2 separate regions of the Homo sapiens genome follow, and region 1 is linked to region 2. A link is a loop called in an ENCODE intact Hi-C map of the cell type or tissue named here. Cell type or tissue: ascending aorta. All regions are shown on one strand. Each heading gives the region's core, and the rest is flanking DNA. Links, peaks and the distances in the headings are about the cores only. Region 1 has its middle 73 kb from the start of PTPRR. Region 2 overlaps LGR5 (leucine rich repeat containing G protein-coupled receptor 5).

The links. Hi-C counts contacts between places; a loop is a spot of excess contacts. Peaks named below come from ENCODE experiments on the same cell type or tissue, not always from the same donor. Only the 100,000 strongest peaks of a DNase experiment are listed, where the experiment ranks them.
Region 1: a loop joins it to region 2, with 10 times the contacts of the local background. A loop is called at or near these places in 1 of 110 quality-filtered maps.

What each region holds. Positions count from the first base shown.
Region 1 is chr12:70,984,782-71,002,251 of GRCh38, forward strand. No RefSeq gene overlaps it. Among named protein-coding and RNA genes, the nearest start is that of PTPRR, 73 kb to the left of the region's middle. In ascending aorta, for the core only: no CTCF peak of the experiment used is centred there; no DNase peak of the experiment used is centred there; H3K27ac peaks cover 1,578 bases.
Region 2 is chr12:71,474,517-71,478,516 of GRCh38, forward strand. The region is part of intron 1 of LGR5 (leucine rich repeat containing G protein-coupled receptor 5); the gene reads left to right. Among named protein-coding and RNA genes, the nearest start is that of LGR5, 37 kb to the left of the region's middle. In ascending aorta, for the core only: no CTCF peak of the experiment used is centred there; DNase peaks (open chromatin) are centred at 965 and 2,195; H3K27ac peaks cover 2,693 bases.

The DNA of each region.
Region 1 (17,470 bases), core at 8,050-12,049, 480 kb before region 2:
GTCCATAACCTAAACAACAGCCTAAGATAGCTAAGTTTCTTTTATAAAAAGATACATCTGCACTTAAAAGAGAACGAATCTTACATGGCTAATCACATTTTAAAATCATGCATAATGCATGCCATTTGGCCTCCACTGTGTTGTCAACGGGTAGTCAAGGGCTCATGGTTCCTTAGTGGCTTGCTGTCTACTGTACTTATTTTATGTCAGCACAGTGTATAATTGATTGCACATACATGAAATATGTAGCACACTGGACTTCCAAGCAAGGTAGTTATTATATCTAAAGTAATAACTTCAAATACTTTAAAGTATTTGTTGTAAAAGATCGAAATTTTACATTAAATTGTCTTAAAATTAAGAACTTTAATAACATTTGATTTTAATGGTGCTATGTCTTAAAAGTTATTTTAGGCCGGGCGCGGTGGCTCACGCCTGTAATCCCAGCACTTTGGGAGGCCGAGGCGGGCGGATCACGAGGTCAGGAGATCGAGACCATCCCGGCTAAAACGGTGAAACCCCGTCTCTACTAAAAATACAAAAAATTAGCCGGGCGTAGTGGCGGGCGCCTGTAGTCCCAGCTACTTGGGAGGCTGAGGCAGGAGAATGGCGTGAACCCGGGAGGCGGAGCTTGCAGTGAGCCGAGATCCCGCCACTGCACTCCAGCCTGGGCGACAGAGCGAGACTCCGTCTCAAAAAAAAAAAAAAAAAAAAAAGTTATTTTAGTGTTCAAATGTTTTGTTTATTGTACTGACTATCCACGTGCTAAACCAGCAAATTAAGTTAGTTCTTTATAGCCTACTATTCCTTCTGTGGAACATGTGTTTTTCTCCAGCACATGGATGTGATATTTACTGTTAAACCTAGTACTTTTTGTTAAATTTTAAGAGATTAGTTTCTTGTGATCCTAATTTGATCTTATTACTGTTTGCCTAGAGTTGAACATAACCTTTCTAAAGTTAGATTCTAGGGTTAACGTGCTATGTGGATTTACAAATATGCACACATACACAGATATACATACACACACATACATACCTACTGTTTTATATTTACTATGGGAATTCAAAATGGAATGAATGTCAGTTGGATCAGTAATCCAAGAATAACAATTAGTAGAATTCTCTTTTATCATTAAGTTTTGCAGGCAACTTACATTCAATACAATTATACTCAGATGACTGAGTATCATAGGAACTACTTTTTTACCTCAGGGTGAGTCAACTTATTTTAGAGGGGGATGTACAAAATCAGCTATGTTGTCATGGTTTTTTGGCTTCTTTGAGTTCTTGTGAAATGTCTTTGTATTTTCACATGATGTATCTTCACATTATTTTTAAATGCTGAGCAGAACATGAGATCATAGCTGCAATCAGAAACAAATATCAGGAACTCGTTTTAATGTCCTCTCTATAGCAGGTGAACACTTCAAACTGTGTATTATTTTCCATCTAGAAATACTTTCAGCTTGTTTCCCTAATTAGCAATTTTAGTGGCATTCCTTTTTTGCCATCCCGCTGATATATTCTGTGCACGGATTTCTTTCTATGCTTCCTTATCAAAACTTGATCTCAAAATATATCTGGATCTAATTCACTCTAATATGTGACTTAGGGATGTAATTTGTTTTCTGGAAATTTGAAAGTCATGGGGGAAAATTTGCTTGGAGCATACAAAAGTTGGAAGCTGGGGGAAATTTAAACATATGTAAAATTGGTTTATTGAGTAGTTCAACATGGGTTATAAACATGAAATATTTTCATTTTTCTCCTGTTGCTTTGTCAAATGTCACTTCCCTCTTCCTGAAGCACCTCTTGGAAATGTGCCACACCTCTCACTAAAAGTTCAGGCTTGTTTAAGACTCCGATCTCATATTGGCTTTCTCATTTGTTCCCTTTCCTCCCTTCACCTCTTTTCTCTCCCCAGTTGTCCAGCCTTGTGGCTTGAAATACTTGGAGTGGGGAGAAGGAATGGTCTCATTCTGGTTACTTCCTTCCCTGCCCTATTTCAAAGCTCACTTCCCCCTGATTTGGGGGATTGGGAGAAGATACAGGGCAGGCAGAGATCTTTTGGGGTAATAGATTACCTGCTGCTGGTGAGAAGGCAACTAAGGTCTCAATATGACTCAGATTGATTCTGTCTGCTCTTCTGATATAAATGTCTCCACACAGATGCTGTGCATGCTTTCTTGGGAAGGTTTTCGGTCAGCCATCTTAGCCACTGGGTTCCCTCAAAAAGGGGCATTTTTGTCTCTCTTTAGTGTCTCTTAAGTAGTCCATGTCCCAACCTCCCTTAGAGTGGGGCATCTCCCTTTCCCTCTCCCTGAGAGCTTTGAGAACTGGAATGAGATGACCCTCTATCCTCTCCTAAGGCACACCAAACTAACATCTGTTATTGCCTCTCTGCTGCCAGATATTCCCTCAAGTCTTCTTCCTTTGCAGAAAATGTGCTGGCACCAATAATGAGTTTTACATATACCAACAAACTTCAAAGAATGGGCATCAAACCTTCCCTGGAACTCCCCTACCATGCTCTGCTCTTGTCCATTGGGGCCACTAGGACAGGACTGCAGTGAAGAAAGGGATTCATGTCTCCTCATCTCAGGCGACCTCTTACTATACTCGCAGAGCTCTATAAACATGTCTTATAACATCCTTTGTGATAGAATTCTCAGATAGCCCTCAAGATTCCTGCCCATCGGTGTACATGCCCTGTGTAAAGTTCTGTCCTTGAGTGGGCAGAACTTGAGAATCTGATTATATATCACTCTTTGAATCAATTATTAATTATTGGATTTTGAGTTAACCAAAACGGAGATGTCTATATGGGCCCAATCTAATCAGTTTAGCACTTAAAAGGAACTGGCCCTCCCTTCATGAAGGCAGAAAGATTGGATGTATAAGAGGGCATGGCAGGGACCATGTAGCCAAGACCTGAGAATGACCTCTAGAAGCTGACAGCAATTCCACGCCAACAGCTAGCAAGACAAGGGGGACCTCAATGCTACCAGTTCAGGGAAATGAATTTGACAAACTTCCTGAGGAAGCTTAGAAGCAAATCTTTTCCTAGCTGAGCCTCCAAGTGACGATGTGGTCTTGCTGAAACCTGGATTTCAGCATTGTGAGACTAAGCAGAGAACTCAGCTGAACTGTACCCAAGGAATCTCTGAGATAATATGTTTATGTTTTCTTAAGCCATTAATATTGGCCATTAAGCCATTTGTTATGCAGACATAGAACTTGTAAACTTCTCTTTTCTCTTTCTGTTCTTCGATTATCCTAGAGTGAGGATTGCTGCTGGCATTATATCTAGGAGGTAACAAGGCCAATTCAGCAATTTTATAGCAAACCTAAGACTATCTGGATGAAATTCTTGATGATGCTCCTCAGAATGGTGGAGATTGGGGGAATGATTAAGACATCTTTGTCCTTAAGTAGGAGCCTTAATCACAATTCCAGAGCATCAACATATTAAACATGCACAACTGGATGTTTTAGTGGCTTCCTTATATTGTTCAATTCTATTGAGAGTGAGAGAGAGATTGTGTGTGTGTGTGCGCACACATGTGTGTGTGTGTGTAAAACTTGGCTTAATTATGAAATTAACACAACGAAAAACTTTTTTTGCACTATAATGTACCATACATTCATTCAGGCAATTAAAAGGTTGTAGCCCTCATTCAACATTTGTTGAGATGCGTCTCTGTGCCAAGTCTTTGAATTTGATCTTAAATATTTATAATTGAAGACAAATTGAGCCTCAAGTTGCTGAACCTCAAGGAATCAATTCATTCAACAAATTCAACAAATATTTACTAACTGTCCTGGAAATGAAACCTGAATAAGGGAAAGCCCTCATCACCTAGGAGTGCAGCATACTGAAGATGGTCCAATAAATATTGAAATACAATGACAAACCTGGACACACTATCAATGTCTGGACATGTCAGAACAACTTTGTAGAGGACTGTGTCTAAGTCAGGGCACTTTATGCAAAATTCTGTGTATGTTTTTTTTTCCTTTTTAATGAGAAAAGAGTCCATAACTGCATCATATTTTCTAAGGAGTCCATGTCTAAGTTAACAAGGGAAGGTTGTCCTAATCAGAGGGAGTAAGATATGCAAAGACAAAGAGGCAACACAATATATTGCTTGGTCCAGGTAAGTGGATTGATGTGGTTATCTTACAGGGTATGTGTAGGTCATACTGGCATCTCTTCTCTTTTTATTGTTTTTTTTTTTTTAGAAGATCGCAAATACATGAAAATAATAAAAACTCTCAGTTGAGAACCAAGCAAAATAATCAAGGTTTTCCAAATTTAGGATGACTAATATCAAACAAGTACAAAGACCACTTGCTCCCAGAAAAAGTAAGAAAAAAAGAAAGCAGCTCTCCTCATATAAACTTTGTCCCATAAAACCAGGCTACAACCATTAGCAGCTTCTTTTATCACTTTGTATTAACAAAATTAAATTTTGGAACCTGGGCCTGTGTCCAATTTGAATAACAATTGTTTATTTTATATATATATTCATATATTTTATTTGTTGATTTGAAACAAATTTATACCACAAAAAATAATGGAATCTGAGACAACAGGAATTTGATCCCAAGAGGGATTTGGAGTCTGTTCAAATGTCTAACAAGTATTTTGCAACATACTTGCAAAGTCCCAGACTGCGTTGCTGGACCAAGTCTCTCTAGACAAAAGGTGTTCTGCAGTATCGAGGTATATTTCCATCATTCACTCCAAAAGCTGCTTGTTTGCCTTTATTTATTTTGGTGGAGATCTAGTTTTGCATTAGATTCCAATTATTACTTTCTGGATTTAGGTAACTTGCAATTGTGTGACTTTGCCTAATGATATGGCAATTGAAATGTTGCTTACTTCTAAGAACTCTTCTTTATTAATAATAAGTATGTTCCTAAGTATCCAGTGAAATAATCTAAAATTGCATACATTTCTATATTAACAATTTTCCTATGTCATAAAAATATTTCATTGGAAGTGAAGACCAAAAAGCAATGTAAGTACTAAATCTCAAGGATTTATCAACAGAAAACATTATAATTTTATAAAGACTATAAAACTATAATTATAATTATAACCAAGTTGTAATTATATAATTATTTAACTATAATTGCAAATTATAATTATTCCTAAAAATTACTGTAAACTTTCTTCACAAATTTGTGAAACCAAATAATTCTTTCCCCATTACTAGCTTTTCCTCAACTCTCAAAATGTTCTGAACCTACACATATTAACTTTTTCAGAGACTTTTTTTATTTAATAGTGAGCAGAGCTTCCAAATGAAGTTAAGACGTATGACATGTGAAACATGAAACAATTTTTAAAGAGCCAGCCTTCCTAAAGTCCCTGACATATCTTCACTCATGTTATGCTCCACTTCATGGTTGGATTAGACTGGTATGTGTGATCAATAGCCAGTTTCCTGAATCTTCCCATTGTGTCTGCTGTTCATGTGCATAATCGATCAGAGAAATTCCACAAACCATACTACTTTGTGCCTGTGTGCGTGCATATATATATATGCACATAGGTCTGAAATGAGCAATCCTAACACAAGGTTTAGAAATGTCCAATAGCTATATAACCACAGTTTTCAGAGTCATGGATCACCTCACTCATCTGATTTTATTCTGACAAGTTTGTAGGCCTGATTAAGACATAATGATGACACTACCTTCTCCTTCCAACCATTCCATTTTAGCATTACAGCAGTGCTTTGAAAGTGCTCTTCCGATTCTGATATTCCTCCTTATTCATACATCTTATTTACACATTTGGGAATTCACTGCTCCAGGGTCAATGTTATCTCAGATCTTGACGTCTTTCCACAACCCAATCTCAAGATGGTTTTCCCTTCCAGTTGACAACACTGACCTTTCCACCCATTGGGCTAAATAGTGGTAGCAAAATGTTAGGCTAACTTATACATTTCATAAAGTACCTTCTACTGGACAGAAATTTTGTTGTTCATAGACTTAAATATCAGGGGAATGAAAAATTTCTCCCTTTCTCTTCCCTAAATTCTGTACTTTCAGAACCAGAGAAACCCATATATATATCTATATATCATTCCATGACTCTGAAAATTGTAGTTATATAGCTACTGGACATTTCTAAATCTTATGTTAGGATTGCTCATTTCAGACCTATGTGCCTATGTATCTTTTATGAAGGAAGATTTGGATTACAAATCCAGACAATTACATCTGGTAGTATTCTACAAATCAGAGGCCCTTGCTGTGTGTGGCATCTCTCAGAACACTGGATTTCAAACTGGAGCAAAAAGTTGTTAATGTTTTTGTATGTAGTGTCTTTTTTTTTTTCTTTTTTTGAGACAGAGTCTCGCTCCATTGCCCAGGCTGGAGTGCAGTGGCGTGATCTCGGCTCACTGCAACCTCCGCCTCCCGGGTTCATGCCATTCTCCTGTCTCAGCCTTTCGAGTAGCTGGGACTGCAGGCACCTGCCACCACGCCCGGCTTTTTTTTTTTTTTTTTTTTTTTTTTTGTATTTTTAGTAGAGATGGGGTTTCACTGTGTTAGCCAGGATGGTCTTGATCTCCTGACCTCGTGATCTGCCCGCCTCGGCCTCCCGAAGTGCTGGGATTACAGGCGTGAGCCACCGCGCCTGGCCTGTGTGTAGGGTCTTAAAACACTTATCTAATGGAAAGAGTGACCTAAGCCACCCAAAGTTACTGCATCACAGAGTTATCATGACAATATTATAACACAGTACATACAAAATGCCTGATGTAGAACAAGGCATGTAGCAGGTGCTCAAAAATAGATACTGAAGAATTAAGTCTTAGCCAACTTGTCCTGCCACATAATTTAGTTTCCACTGTGACAAGCTGAGGTCTCAGTTCTTTGTCACAGAAGACTTGAGTATATGCTGCACAATGGTCACTTTCCATTATATTTGTTTTTTAAAAGCTATTGGTATATAATTGACGTACAATAAGCTACATATATTTAAGCTATATAACTTGTTGAATTTTAATACACCTTTGAAGCCCTCACCATGCTCAAGATAATTAACAAATCTATTCTCTTGAAATTGTTCTCTTGCATCTTGGTAATCCATTCCTCCTTCCCCTGCCTCCTTCCCTGGAAAATCACGAATCTGCTTTCTCTCACTGTTAAGTAGTTTACATTTTTGAGGCTTTTCTAGAATGGCCTCTAGAAATTGAGGCCCTCAGTCCTTCAACTGTAGGAAACTGAATCCTAACAACCCTTACAGAAGCCTGGAAGAGGACTCTGAGCCTCAGATGAGGTTGCAGCTCCAGCCAACACCTCAATTGCTGCTTGTGAGACACTGAGCAGAGGACCCAGTTATGTCGTGCTCAGATGTGTGACCTACAGAAGCTTCGCGATGCTAAATGCATGTTGTTTTAGGCTGCTAAGTTTCTAATAATTTGTTCTACAGCAATAGAAAAATAATACACTGCCAAAACAGTGACCCTATCCAGGCTACCATTTCTGAATATTTTAAACAGTCCCATTACATTTTAATGAGAAGGTTTTTTTTTTTTCGAAGAGTCCAGTACCATTTTTATGACCACCTTCCTAAACGATAGCTAAAAATGTAAACTGAAAATCTCCTTTATAATAGCATTGATCTGCCGAGATGCTGTAGCTGCTGTTTTATTGTTCACAGAATCTCTCCAGTGCATTTGATCATTCTGATGACTTATCATTTCTCTGCATATGTTAGTCAAGGAAGGATGGAACTGGAGAGTATTTTCCTTTGAAGCTTGGCATGGGGAATAAAAGAATTATGTGTATCAGAACTCTAGTTCTTTGAATCTCCTTTTCCTCTTTTGTTCTCCTACTCTTAGAACCAAATGAAATTGAAAATGCAAGAAGAAGCCAAAAAGCATCAGTAAGATACACTTGACAATTTTGATTGACACTTCCTACTGCAGGTGAATTCCACATTTCTACACGTATACTTTGCTTCAGAGAGCAAGACCATAAATACTGGCTCTCAGGCTGGTTGGAGGATAATGTTTTTCAAGTTCTAACATTGTGTTATTGATGTAAATACTACTACTATACCACCATTTTGCCATTTTCATGCATATTTTAAATTTTATATACAGTATTTTGGGTAAAAATTAACTTTGGAGTCAACCAGCCTGAGCTCTACTGCCTCTCTCAGTTACTTGCCATGTGCTTGTGTGTAAGTGAGCTAACCTCTCTGAACACCAGTGTATTAATCTGTAACATAACAATCAGAGCTCCCATTGAGTATAGTTGTGAAGATTAAATGAGAAATGTATGTTGTTTACTTAATGGTGATTGACATACAGATAGTAACGTTATTACTATTAATGTATTAACATGTTAACTTATTAATGGTAGCAAGTCTTAAGGTAAATTTATTTTAAAATCTGAACATTAATAAATTCAGTCAAACAAATTCCAAACATTCATTACCTCTACAAGTATTATATGCAAAGTATTGTACAGGAAATAAGCAAAAGTCTAGGCTAGGCAGAGTGGTATTTTTCAATTATAGGTTCTTTTTAAAGAAAAATGTCCTAGTGTATCTGTGTTAATTTGAATGATTTTTATTATAATATTACAAATACACACACACACACACACACACACAAAACCTTGTACCATGTCTTATGAGGTATAATATAAATGATAGGCATCAATTTGTTCATCCCACATGAACACAGTAGTAATAGTTATCTTTTGACTGTCATGCAATTTTTACATGTGATCTCATTTAGTCACCTAATAGCCTTGGTAAGTTCAATGATTATCCCTAACTCTCTGAGTGATTAGAAAAAAAAAAAAATGAAATGTAGCAGGAAAAGGGTTAGGAGAAATATCTGAGCTAGAGATATATACTAAAAACTGATAGTTGAAGATGAAATCATGAATACGAAATTTCAAGAGATAAGAAAAAGGATGCTTACCCTTCTATATATAAGTGAATGGCTAAGACATACATAAGAGAGTCCCATTTGAACCACGGTCTGTCTGACCCAAAGATTGTGCACTTACCACTACTTTGTATTTACAACTGGGCTAGCAGTCAGACCTAGTTTTATGCATAGTGAAATTAATAAGCTTTAGTGTTCCAACACTACTATTCAATTCACAATATAAGGAAATGAATACACTTTGCTGAATAGTTGTGACTCCTAAACCTTGTCAGGTCTAATATTATTTGCCTAGGTGAAAATTATCACTGCCACATTGACTACAATAAAAAGATTTGAATCCAGATTTTAATGCTATGTTCTTTCTATCTGTGTTATCAATGAAAGACCACACAGAAATCAAAAAGAAGAGGGCGGTTTCTAGAAAGCAAGTCTAGAAAGGAAGAGTAAAAAATAAATGTTTATTTGGGAGACACTCTTTTGGCCTTTGTCATTTCCAATATTCTGTTCATAGTTGTCCTATTAGTTTTGTGGTCTACGGAAATATTACGAAATCTTCAAGACCAAGAAATACACACTGTTCCTTCCAGAAGGCCAATTTTCTTTGCCAAACTAAACAGAAGTTCTTCAAAAATGCTCTGCTATGCTGGAATGTATGAACATCATTTCAGTTCAGCCTTGCCTATTCAGTTCCTAAGAAGGGAATCGTTATGAAGTGAGTATGAAAGCCACTCAATGTGTGTAAAGAAGATGAATGGCAATGCTGTCTTTTCAACTTCTCCCATCCATAGTTAAAATGGAATCATGGTTGTCCAGCTAAAGACTTTATTTGGCAGCCTTCCTTGCAATGAGGTGCGGTTATGTGATTAAGTCCTGGCTGATGCAACATGAGCATAAGCCATATAATTGTTGCTAAAAAATCAGTTACTGTTTACTTATGAAAGTAAGTCATGCATTTAAGAGAAAGCAATGTGCATTCCCCTTAATTGTTTCCCATTTCCAGTGGATATAATGTGGATATGATGACTAGAGCTGAAGAAATCATCGTAATCCACAAGGTGGAAATTGTCCACACAGCTGCCTTTCCTACACTGGATGCCTTTCACCTGGGCTGCCATGTGAGCCAGAAATAAGCCATTTTGTTTAAACTACTGTTATTTCAGAACCCTATAACAACGATTGTATCTACAGCCTAATTAATTTTGAATTTGATACTAGAATTGGTGTTGCCAGCTCACACCTGTAATCCCAGCACTTTTGAGAGGCTGAGGAATGTGGATTTCTTGAGCCCAGGAGTTTGAGACCAGCCTGGACAACATGGAAAAACCCGATCTCGACAAAAAATACAAAACTTAGCTGGCCATAGTGACGCATGCCTATGGTCCCAGCTACTCGGGAGGCTGAGACAGAAGATGGCTTGGGCCTGGGAGGCAGAGGTTGCAGCGAGCCAAGATCACAACTGCACTCCAGCCTGGGAGACAGAGTGAGACCCTGTCTCAAAAAAAAAAAAAAAAAAAAAAAATAGAATTAGGATTGCCACAACAGAATATAACTTCCTGGGTTAACAGTTGGACAGTAGGTAGAAAAGACACAGATATTAGAAGCTAGAAAATGGTGATTCTACCAGTATTTTGGAAACATGTTTAGAAAAATTGTTACCTCTGATACCTCAGAAGGCAGAACATATATGAGTGTAGCCTGTGACTCTAGGAGATTACTGGAAAAACAAACAAACAAAAACCAGAATGCTCGTGTGCATGGCAGCCTGTTGAAGCTTTTGGAAAAATCCTACAGAAAAGAAGGACTCAAGCTAGAACTAGAATGTTTGTGAGCATAGATCGAAGGGAATAAGGTAGTTTTTCTCTGCATGTAGCCTGAAATCTACTGGACAAAGAATCTAGTAATTTAGAAATACGCAACACTGAAAAAGTTAATTATTTCTTCCAAAACTGAAATGGGGCTAAGAAATAGCTCTAAAGATGAAGGCTTAGCAGAAACTAAAACTGTGTCCAGGCTTCTCTCATACTTCTTACCATAAGTACTCTCTGCTAGTCAGTGAGTCTAGTCCAGAAGCAATGATCAGATTAATGTTGGCCCTTTCCCAATCAATGCTATTGTTCTGGATGGCCTCAGATAGGCTACTAATAAAATGGGAATGGGCAAAGGCACAAGTCCAGGTAAAAAAGAAAAGGTCTCCAAATGTAAGAAGTCTGACTAGAGAATATCTTTGGCTGCTTACTTATGAAACCCGCTGGAAGCCAGTAGACTGTAAGCCAACTAAGATTTTGGGAAAAATACGTTACCCCCCAAAAACACACTTCTAGTATGAAAAAAACCTGTGTCAGTTGGACCTACAAAGCAGCCCAAACCTCCAAAGCTATACATTTCCCAAGAGCAACATACTCTCCAGCACTTCCTAAAGTTTCTATGGAGGAAAATGGACAAGGAAGAATGCCTCAGAAGGGCCACAGAGCAAATGGAGAAATAAGTTCCTCAGAGAGTATAATCAGCATTTCCAAATGAACTAACCAAGCTGCCAGACAGTTTGCAATATCATCCTCAGCAAGACATGATGATTACTAAAAACCAGTGACTGTTCTTTGGTTTCCCACTCTTCCCCATTTCAACTGCGCATTTGGATGTCCTGCTCTTCCTCTAACATTTTTATTAAGTTTGGGTGTGAAGAGGAAGAAACAGATATTTTTTAATTGTCATATTCCTGGACCATAATAAGCTTCATCTTCCTAATGGGGAGGACCACACATGACCTATGACCCTAGACTTTGTTGATTCTGTAACTGAATTGAACTCTGGGATTGACTCATTTGGAAAGAGACAGAATGTGTTAGACTGCTCATTGTCTTCTCCAATATTTATTCTCTGCTTTTTCCTCAGTTACAGAACTTTCAGCTGAGAATATGGGATGCCCAGTAAAAATCTATACATCCCAAAAGTTGTGATTTGTTTTTGTTTTTTTCTAGATTATGTCCTTAAAGGAACATCTACATCCTCCCTTTTTCCTTCCTATTGGCCAAAATGCAGATGTGATGGGTGGAGCTAAAGGAACCATTTTTGTCCGTGAAGTATCAATTCTAGGTTGAAAACTATAGAACCTCAAGCAGGCCCACCAATAATATTTTTAGGGTCTGGGAATTAGAGTTCAGATGGAAGACCAAATAACAGAGACACAAATATTTAAAAGTTATACATCTGCGAGAAAACTAGTAAATATAATATGTCCTAACCTCCTATCTTGACAAATATCAAATAATCTTGTATGCCAAGTTAAAGTGTAAAATCCTTGAAGTCCTTTGAATAATGCACCAGAATATGGTGAGTGCAGGAATACCCACCTAGCACTGGCTCCTGGCCCATGTCTATTCTCACCCAAATATAGCTCCATGCTGCACTGCAAGGGACCTCATGGCATGTATATCCATCCCAGCTCACAGATCTGTTTCCTATGAACAGTTGCCACTTAGCGACCCCTTGCCTTGAGCCTAAGGGAGTACAGACCAGTAACACAGATCATGCTGGGGTAGAGGTATGCTTGGGCCCTGGAAGCAGACTCAGGTCCACTTAAACTGGGTATGCTGAATTGTGAGTACCTAGCACTTGGTCTAGACTGTGGTGGGGAGCCAAACAGGTTCCACATAGGCGTACATCCTTGGTTTTGAAGATTTCTTGCTCTGTGGAAAATGCACACATCTGGAGAAGGGACAAGGCGAAACCCTCAAAGACAGGGCTAAGGGGAGGGGCCGTTCTAGCTCTAGTCTAAGGATGTCACTGGAAGCAAGATAAAGAGATTCATATCTCTGACACTGGGGAGCCATCATGTCTGCCCTAGAATACTTACTCTTAAATATTTTCATAAGAAATAAACATATTTTATATTGTTTATACTACTGCTGTTTTGAGTCTTTGTTATAATAATTATACCTATATCCTAACTGTAATGCTAGGTGTCTTCAGGCAGGTTACCTGGATTTTATTGCCATACAATATTATACAAAGAAATACCTGAATCTTTTCTCCAAAAACCCTAATCTTCTTTATAAGACATTTCCATAGTATTTTTCTGTCATAATTGTGGATAATTATATTCTATATATAAATTATAATTATATATAGTTTCTTATAGGTATGGTTAATGTCAGCTACATATCTTTCCTTTTTAGCTTGTGCTTCCAATGTCCTTTTCCTACTGGCTGAACTTAAACATTGCTGACAAAATAAATGGCAGGATTCCACTCAGGTTGGACCTAAACAAGAACAAAATAAACACGTGCCTGCAAATATAGTAAAAAGCATGACACTGGATGTTTCCTGTGATTAGGATGCTTTTCTCTCTTTTAAGACAATTTAAACACTTTGCTCTAAATATGTTTTTTCAGCATTTTTGTTTGGTCTGTTTATAAATGAATAGACCAAACTATACACCTATACTTAATGCACTCCTTAGTATCCATATGTTGCCAATTTTAAGCGTTGGTCTTCATAGATGATGTAGATATGTCAGTTTCTCAGAATGTCATATGACTTAAGTTAGTCAATTTAATATCTTCTCATCTAATGACCACTGTGCCCACATCCTGAAATCTTGAGATATCCAGCTGTGAAAGTTTATTGGTCCTAAGAGTGATAGGATGGCCTTGGCCATCTCTGGATTTGAATCAATTTAAGAAATGGTAGACTATTGAGTTCTTTCTAAGACACATAAATTATACCATTTGTTGTATACAGTTACCTATTTAATAATCTAAACCACTCTGAGGTAAATACAACAGGTAGAGAACTCAGACCACAAACTGAAGAGTATAAGAAATACAAATTTCTAATTTATTCATAATGAAACTTAATTTGTACATTAGGCCTCTATTCTGTGAAGTGGAGATAACTTAATCTCACTTGTATTAAGAATGCCAAGCTTTTTTTTGCCGTGAGTTGGCATCTAAGTACTGGAGGACTTTATGAGTGGCATGGTAAGGATCATAGTGAGGATAACTATAATCCTCAGTTTGCATTTTATAGCCACTCTGATATTATCCGAGACAGCAACATTCTTCAGGCTCTAGATCTGTGTTATCCAGTGTGGTAGGTGGTAGTCATCTGTGATGTTTAGTACTTGAAATGTGGCTATTCAGAATCGAAATGGGTTGTAAGTGTAAACTACACACTGACTATTAAAGATTTAGTACCAAAGAACTCCCTCACTTATAATATTTAATTGATTACATATTGAAATATTTGGGGCATGTTTGATTAAAGAAACTATTGTTAAATTAATTTCACCTGTTTACTTTGTAAAATATGGCCACTAGAAATTTAAGATTATATATGTGGGTCAGGAGCCGTGGCTCACGCCTGTAATCCTAGCACTTTGGGAGGCTGAAGTGGGTGGATTGCTTCAGGTCAGGAGTTCAAGACCAGCCTGGCTAACATGGTGAAACTCTGTCTCTACTAAAAATATAAAACAAAAACAAAAACAAAAAAACACAAAAACAAAATTAGCTGAGTGTGGTGGTAGGTGCCTGTAGTCCCAGCTACTCTGGAGGCTGAGGCATGAGAATTGCTTGAACCTGAAAGGCGGAGGTTGCAGTGAGCCAAGATTGCGCCACTGCACTCCAGCCTGGGAAACAGAACAAGACTGTCTCAAAAAATAAAATAAGATAAATAAATAAATATAAAGATTATATATATGGATTGCATTATCTCCATTGGGCAGCACTTCTCTGGATCTCTGCTCACTTCCTTTCTCCCAGCCACAAAGCTACCTTAGTCAAGCAAAGTCATCTCCATTAATATTACACCTAGTATTTTTGCAGATTAGTGGAACTATTATGAAAAAGTTAACTGAGGTTACTCTGGCTCAATTGCACAGTGTTGCTTAGATATTCTTAGATATCAAATCCTATAGGTAGAAAGAAATCTATTTCAATTTTTCTAAAAATCAAAATCACCATTCTCTTTTGAGGATCATGTAGGAAGTTTTCTTCTACAGGGCTCTGACGAACTCATAAACTTGTTCATTGGATATTTAGAACAAAAAATTCATGCCCTGTTTCTGACTACCAGGAAAACATCAATTTTTGTCACAAATGAACAAAGACGTTTCCATGATTTTTTCTTTAAATTGGGAGACCGCTCTGAGGGGAGTGCAGAGGTTGATGCTATTATAAGATACGGTACTATTCGAGCCATTCAGTTTCCAAAAGGAAAAATCATTCAATGTCCCGGAAGCAAGAATGTGTAGAATGTTATAAAATGCCTTAAACTGATGGGGGTAACTGTCTCAACAGGAAGCCCAAATCAAAGTTAACAAAGTCACTCTTTAGGAGGACAAAACACTCTAACAAGAACAGGGCCGAGCATGGTGGCTCACGCCTGTAATCCCAGCACTCCGGGAGGCTGAGACTGGCAGATCACTTGAGGTCAGGAATTCGAGACCAGCCTGGCCAACATTGTGAAACCCTGTCTCTGCTAAAAATACAAAAATTAGTTGGGTGGGGTAGTGCAGGCTTGTAATCCCAGCTATACGGGAGGCTGAGGCAGGAGAATCTCTTGAACCGGGGAGGCAGAGGTTACAGTGAGCTGAGATCAGGCCACTGCACTCCAGCCTGCGTGACAGAGTGAAGCTCCTTCTCAGAAAAACAAAACAAAAACAAAGCAAAACAAAACAAAACAAGGATATTCTAACAGAATAGGAAGCAGAGAAGACAGAAATTTAGTGACTCTCATTTCCTGGGAGGAAAATCTTGGTGGTTTGGGAAGGATTTGGCAAAACATTTTGTCTCTACCCCTTGTGTTAGAACTTGGAAAAAAGAAAATAGAAGCTGTTGAGGAAACAATTGTTTCTCCCTGTGTCTTCCTAAGGCTTGCTGAATAAAGACAAGGGCTAGCTAAGGGTTTAAGGTAGGCAGCTGATTGGAGACACAGTGCTTTTAGTTAATGGGCTGAGAGCAGTAAGAAAACTCTAGCAGAGTTACCACTCACAGTCATCTAGTGAGAAAAATGTGACTGTGGCGTGATGAATTAAGATGACAGTTTTAGGATCCTCCAGGGTAGCTCTCTAGTTGTCAAAAAGAAAGTCAAGTTTGCTTACCTTTTCATAGTGATACTGTAATAAATAGATAATTAGGAACAAAATACCCAATCTCCATCCCCCCGCTATCCCCCATACACACACAGGCTCAGAAGCAACATCAGCTGGCAGGCAGTACCAGGGTGAGGGAAGTTCTCCAAAGCAATCAAAGCAGAGAGAGCCAGAGGGCTGATATAAACCACATCCAAGAGAGAGCAACTGCCAAGACCAAAATAAGAAAAGTCAGACTAGATGTCAAATTGAATGGGGGCACAAGGTAGCATGGAGGAGAGAAGCCCAAATGTCCAGGAGTCAATGAAATGTAGAAGTGAAATCAAGGTCAAAAGGTAAGTGGGCACAAAGCAATATTCATTTAACAAAGTGAATACCTGTTATGTGCTAGGCAAAATAGGTGCTGAGGATGCAGTAATGAACTTGTCTTTAAGGAACCTATGGTCTAGTTGGGAAGGTAATAAATAAATAGCCCATTACACACAGAGTGCTGTGTATTGTGGGAGCACATAATCAGGGCACATAACTCAGTTTTGGGAGTCAGAGAATATTTCCAGAGTACATGGCATCAAGACTTAGGTCTAAAGGATGATTTCAACTCAGCAGCCAAGATGGTTTCTCAGGAAGTAAGGAGGGAAGGCAACGGAAGAGACAGAGGGAAGCCGAGAACAGCTTCCCAGGACAAGGGCAGAATACACAAAGGTTTAGAGTTAAGAGAGAATACAAAGAAATACAAATAAGGTGAAAACATGAAAAATTATACCATGTTGAGGAGTTTGGGCTTTACACTGGTGGCTAAAGGAAGCATCTAAATTGTCTGCTTTTCAGTAACACTGAAATATAGACAATAAATTTGTGGGAGGCAAGACTGAAGGCTGAGGTAACAGTAGGAAGCTCTGACAGTTATATAGGCAAGAGATGACAGCGACCTGAGCTAGGCTGGTTGCAGTAGGGTTGAAGAAAAGTGGACGGATTCTGAGATCTAGACATCAAATTGAGAGGATTTATTCCATGGTTGAATCCAAGATTCAGGGAACTCAGGATTTGGATCTGGACAAAGGCCTGAGCTTCTGGTACTTTTTCCAAGAATAGGGACAGACTCACCTTAGTCCCATATTCTAGAAACCTGTATGGTCAGCCTACTATGTAAAGGTGGAGTCTATGAGGATTCCTAGTTCTTTGAGCAAAGCTGCCCTGTGCATTGAGGGACCATCAGAGGAAAGTTGGGGCTTCTCTGTTCTGATTTGCAACAATAGCTTCTGAGAGATGAATGAAAAAAGAACAGCCACAAATATAATTCTTTCAAATACAGACCAGATCCTGGCCCAGCTGGAGGTGGAGCCACAGGGGAAGCTTACTGTTGTAAAAGAAACTCTATGGCAAATAATTTTGTAACATAAAGACTATTTTTATATTTCAAGGACTATGTATCAGTTTAAGCTTCTAAA
Region 2 (4,000 bases), core at 1-4,000:
AAATCTATTTTAAAATCGACCCAGTAAGTGGGGAGAAGTTATTTTGGTATTTAAAGTTTATAAACGGATGGTTTAGTTCCCCAATCTTTTAAAATACTACCATTAGTAAATATATTACAAAGCAACATATGTTAATACTCTCTAGATTATGTCCTTGCCTGTATTCAATTTCACATGACAGTATGTGGAAAAATCAATTTACTTAATTTTAAGCTTGTAGGGCTTCTTTTAGATAATGTTCAAAACTATAAACAATGTAGCAACTGATCGTCTTCTAGAATGAGTCTGATAAAAAGTGAATTATGTAATTCTTGAACTTGGAAAAGGAGGAAAAATACATCATAGCATAGAGTTACTTTAAAGCTTTAATGTTGGCCAAGGGAGATTAAATTGCCTTTGGGGTGTACAGATGCAGAAGATTCCGTTGGTGTGCTTTTCAAAGCAAAGACAGATGATATTAGGAAATAAAGCATGAGGGCTTCTGCTTTAATCTGTCCACATTAATGTTTTGATCTGTGACTAATTGGAATTGCAAGTAGGGTTCAAGAAGATTCTCAGCCAATCTGAGGCTAGCAGACATGTAAGTCTCCCAAAAATGCATCTAGGAAGATTGCTTGACCACAAATGAAAGAACGTGTGAAGAATTGTTCTAATTTAAGCCTGTTAGTGCATCTAATTCAAAATTAATATGGAATAATGACACAAAAATGACAAAAAAAAGTTGGCTATCAAGAAAGAAGGAAAATAAACTAAAATATACTATACAATCTCCAAAATTAAAACACTGTTCCCTTTATACGTCTTTAATTTAAAACAAAAGAAAAAGAACTGCCACCCAAGAGATTTACTAAATCCAAAGATGATGTCATTTCCCTGCTTAAAGTCCTAGAGTGGCTCCCAGAGCCTCCAGGATAGTCTGAACTTCTCAACGTGACATATGAGGCCAGCTTGATCTGGCCTTGGCTGTTGATGCTTTTCAGGCCTCCTAATGGGTCGTGTTGCAACACAAGCACTTCCATTCAACTATGCCAATCTATTGTAGTTTCTGCAGAACAGCCTGCTCTCTTATGCTGCGACGCTCTTGTACATGCTGTTCTCCTACCAGAAATGCTTTTCCTTCTCTCACTCATCCCCCCCTTATCATAGCTGATATTTCTTTTCAAGACTCAGTTTAAGTGTCAGGGCCTCTTGGAACCCTAACAAAAGAAAGGTTGTGATTAACAGTTTAATATAAGTAAAAAGAAAATTCTCAGAGAGTTTAGTGGAAGAAGAGATTAATTCCTAATCAGCTAAGATCTAGGAGAGATTTTTATGGGAATATAGATTTTATATTAAATCTGAGAGGACAATGAAACTTTTACCATTTTTATCTTACTTAGAAAATGAAGATCTTTATTCTATACATCCTTTCCTCCTTGGACGAACCTTGAGAGTTAGCTTGGAGATTCTAACAGGATAGAAAAATCACTGATATGTTGGGGATTGACACGCAGGGTTCCTCTGTTAAGGAAGGTTGTCCTCTTTGAGCAGAAGGTTAAATGGGGGCTCACATATGAGGGAATATTAGGACACTATCCAGCCAGCCAGATTAATAGGTGGACAGTAAATTCACCCAAACCCACCAGTTCCAGTGGTTCGCTGGAACACCAACCACTTCGTCTGAATACCAACCTGACCTTACTATTCTTCATTTGATATTGAAAAAGGGCTACTGAAATCCCATCTGCTTCAAGAAGCTCTTCCTAACTAATGGAAAATGTATTGACAGTTTTGTTGACATGCAGTAGTTAAGGACATGTTCTTCATAGGCATACAAACTTCTAAGTGAGATCATTCTGAGTAAATTGCTTAACTTCTCCCCAATGTGTGTCTACTCTAGGGTTCAAGCCTGACTGAGGAATGATCCATCTACTTCTAGGAAGTATCTAAAAGGAACTGTGCCTAACTGGAGAAGTCTGGGTCAAGGGCAGTGGGATTTGCCATGGTGGTAGCATGGGTGACAGTGGTACCAGTGGAGCCCTGAATACTTTTTTGTCTCAGATATAAAACGCCAAAGTTAAGCATCTAAAATAGCTGACTGGTGGATCGTTGATGGCATCTTGACACATTACCACAGCCAAATCAGGGCAGGAGAAGAGGTAAACAGCAGACACCACACTATGGTCAAAAGAACTAGTTCTTGGCAGGGAGATGAGTCATCCCAGCCAAGGCTGGAACTTTCAGCATGATTTTGGGAAAGAAATCTGTTGGGAACTAAGTTCCTAAGTGTGACTACAAGCAAAGTTATGGAGAGAATATGTTGTGGCTATTTTTAATCAGGTTGGCATGGATTAGAAAAATAAAACGTTATACCTAAACAAGCAGATATTTGCATAACTGCTATGTGGTCCCAGCTTAAGAAAAATATAGCCGATTAAACAAATGTTTATCTCAAGTGACAGAAAAGGAACTTAAAAAGCATAAACCTACAAAGATAAAGAAAACAGGAAAGAAATTATAGTAGACAGGTACATTAACAAATTTGTGAAATGTCTTAAGAGAAAATGACATGGAATAAGGCAAGAAGCAAGCCAATTCCTGCCATAAAACCCTAAAAAGGGAAGGTCAGAGTACTGGCAAAAATAGGAAGATCCACTGAAAGTCTTAATAAGAAGCAGTTAAACACATCCCTTAGCTCACACAGCCAGGCAACTGTCTCCTCACCACCCGTTTTCTCACCACAAACAATAACCCTGGTAGAAGACTGGTGATTTACAATCTGAAGACAGTGACCCCTGAGACTCCACACTAAACGGTGCAAATGGATGCCTCTGGGAAATGGGAATCAGGAGTGGAAAGGGTGGGACACGGACCTAATGGCTTTTTTGTTTCTTCATTATAAGGTTTGTAGTTCTTTAAAAAAACATGAAAATGTATACATTTAATAATATAATATATATTATATGTGATAATGTAATATATATGAAATATACTATGTATTATATATGTGATAATAAAATATACATTGTACATATATATCATTTTAACCTAGAATAAAATTTTTAAAAAGTAAAATAAAAGAATAAAAAGCTTCATACTCATTAAACAGATTTAAAACTACACCCTTTTGTATGAATTGATAAAATCCTTATCTTACTGCTGATAATGTAGTCTACTAACTGCCTTGGAAATTTTTCTTTTTAATAATGGTCTCCTTTCATGACACTAACTTCCAGGGACATAGTAAGTAGCACTAACACAGCCACACAAGCTGTGCATGCCCCAACTCTAGGGCAGCTGGAGTTGGCCATGTGTCAACTAGTGGTAAATTTCCATGAGTGTTAGCTCTCCACTTCTTACTGTTTCACTTATAGTAATATTTGCAAACTCACTCTCATGGTGGATACAACTCCTTGCCTCTGAGGCTCCTTTAGCGTAATCATCAATATGCGCTTCTTGAGTTCCCACCCATACCTCAGTTACTTTAACAGGTTCATTATAAAGATATAAGCATGGGTCTTCTCCTTTTTGAGATATCCTCATTTTTTTTCTCTTGCATCTTTTCTTAGTTAATAATTGATTTTACATTGGATATAACTTACACTGACATTTTGAATTTCTGATTATATATGTAGTCAGACTTGTTCTAAAAAGACTTTAAATTTTATACTTATTTTTATATTTTCTTACACTTTGTAACTTATTAACCAATAACAGTGAATTATTATACCTTCAGTTTTTGAAAGTGCATCAGTGACTTATTGGCTCTTGAGAGGCTTGTCAGCATATAAATGAATGTTCTATGGCAGACGTTAAGGAAAGACAGATGACCAACTTTATGCTTTTGGAAGGCAAATAAATAAGCCATGTTATTGGGAGCTAAAATGAAGTCTTACATATTTCTCAAATTAATTCAGCATTTGGTCTTTTCACTGGTATCTGAGTTTTGAAAATCTCCCTTCTCTAATTGTTGACTCTGCTCCCTCTTCTGGAACCTTGGTTAAATTGAATGGGAAAACTG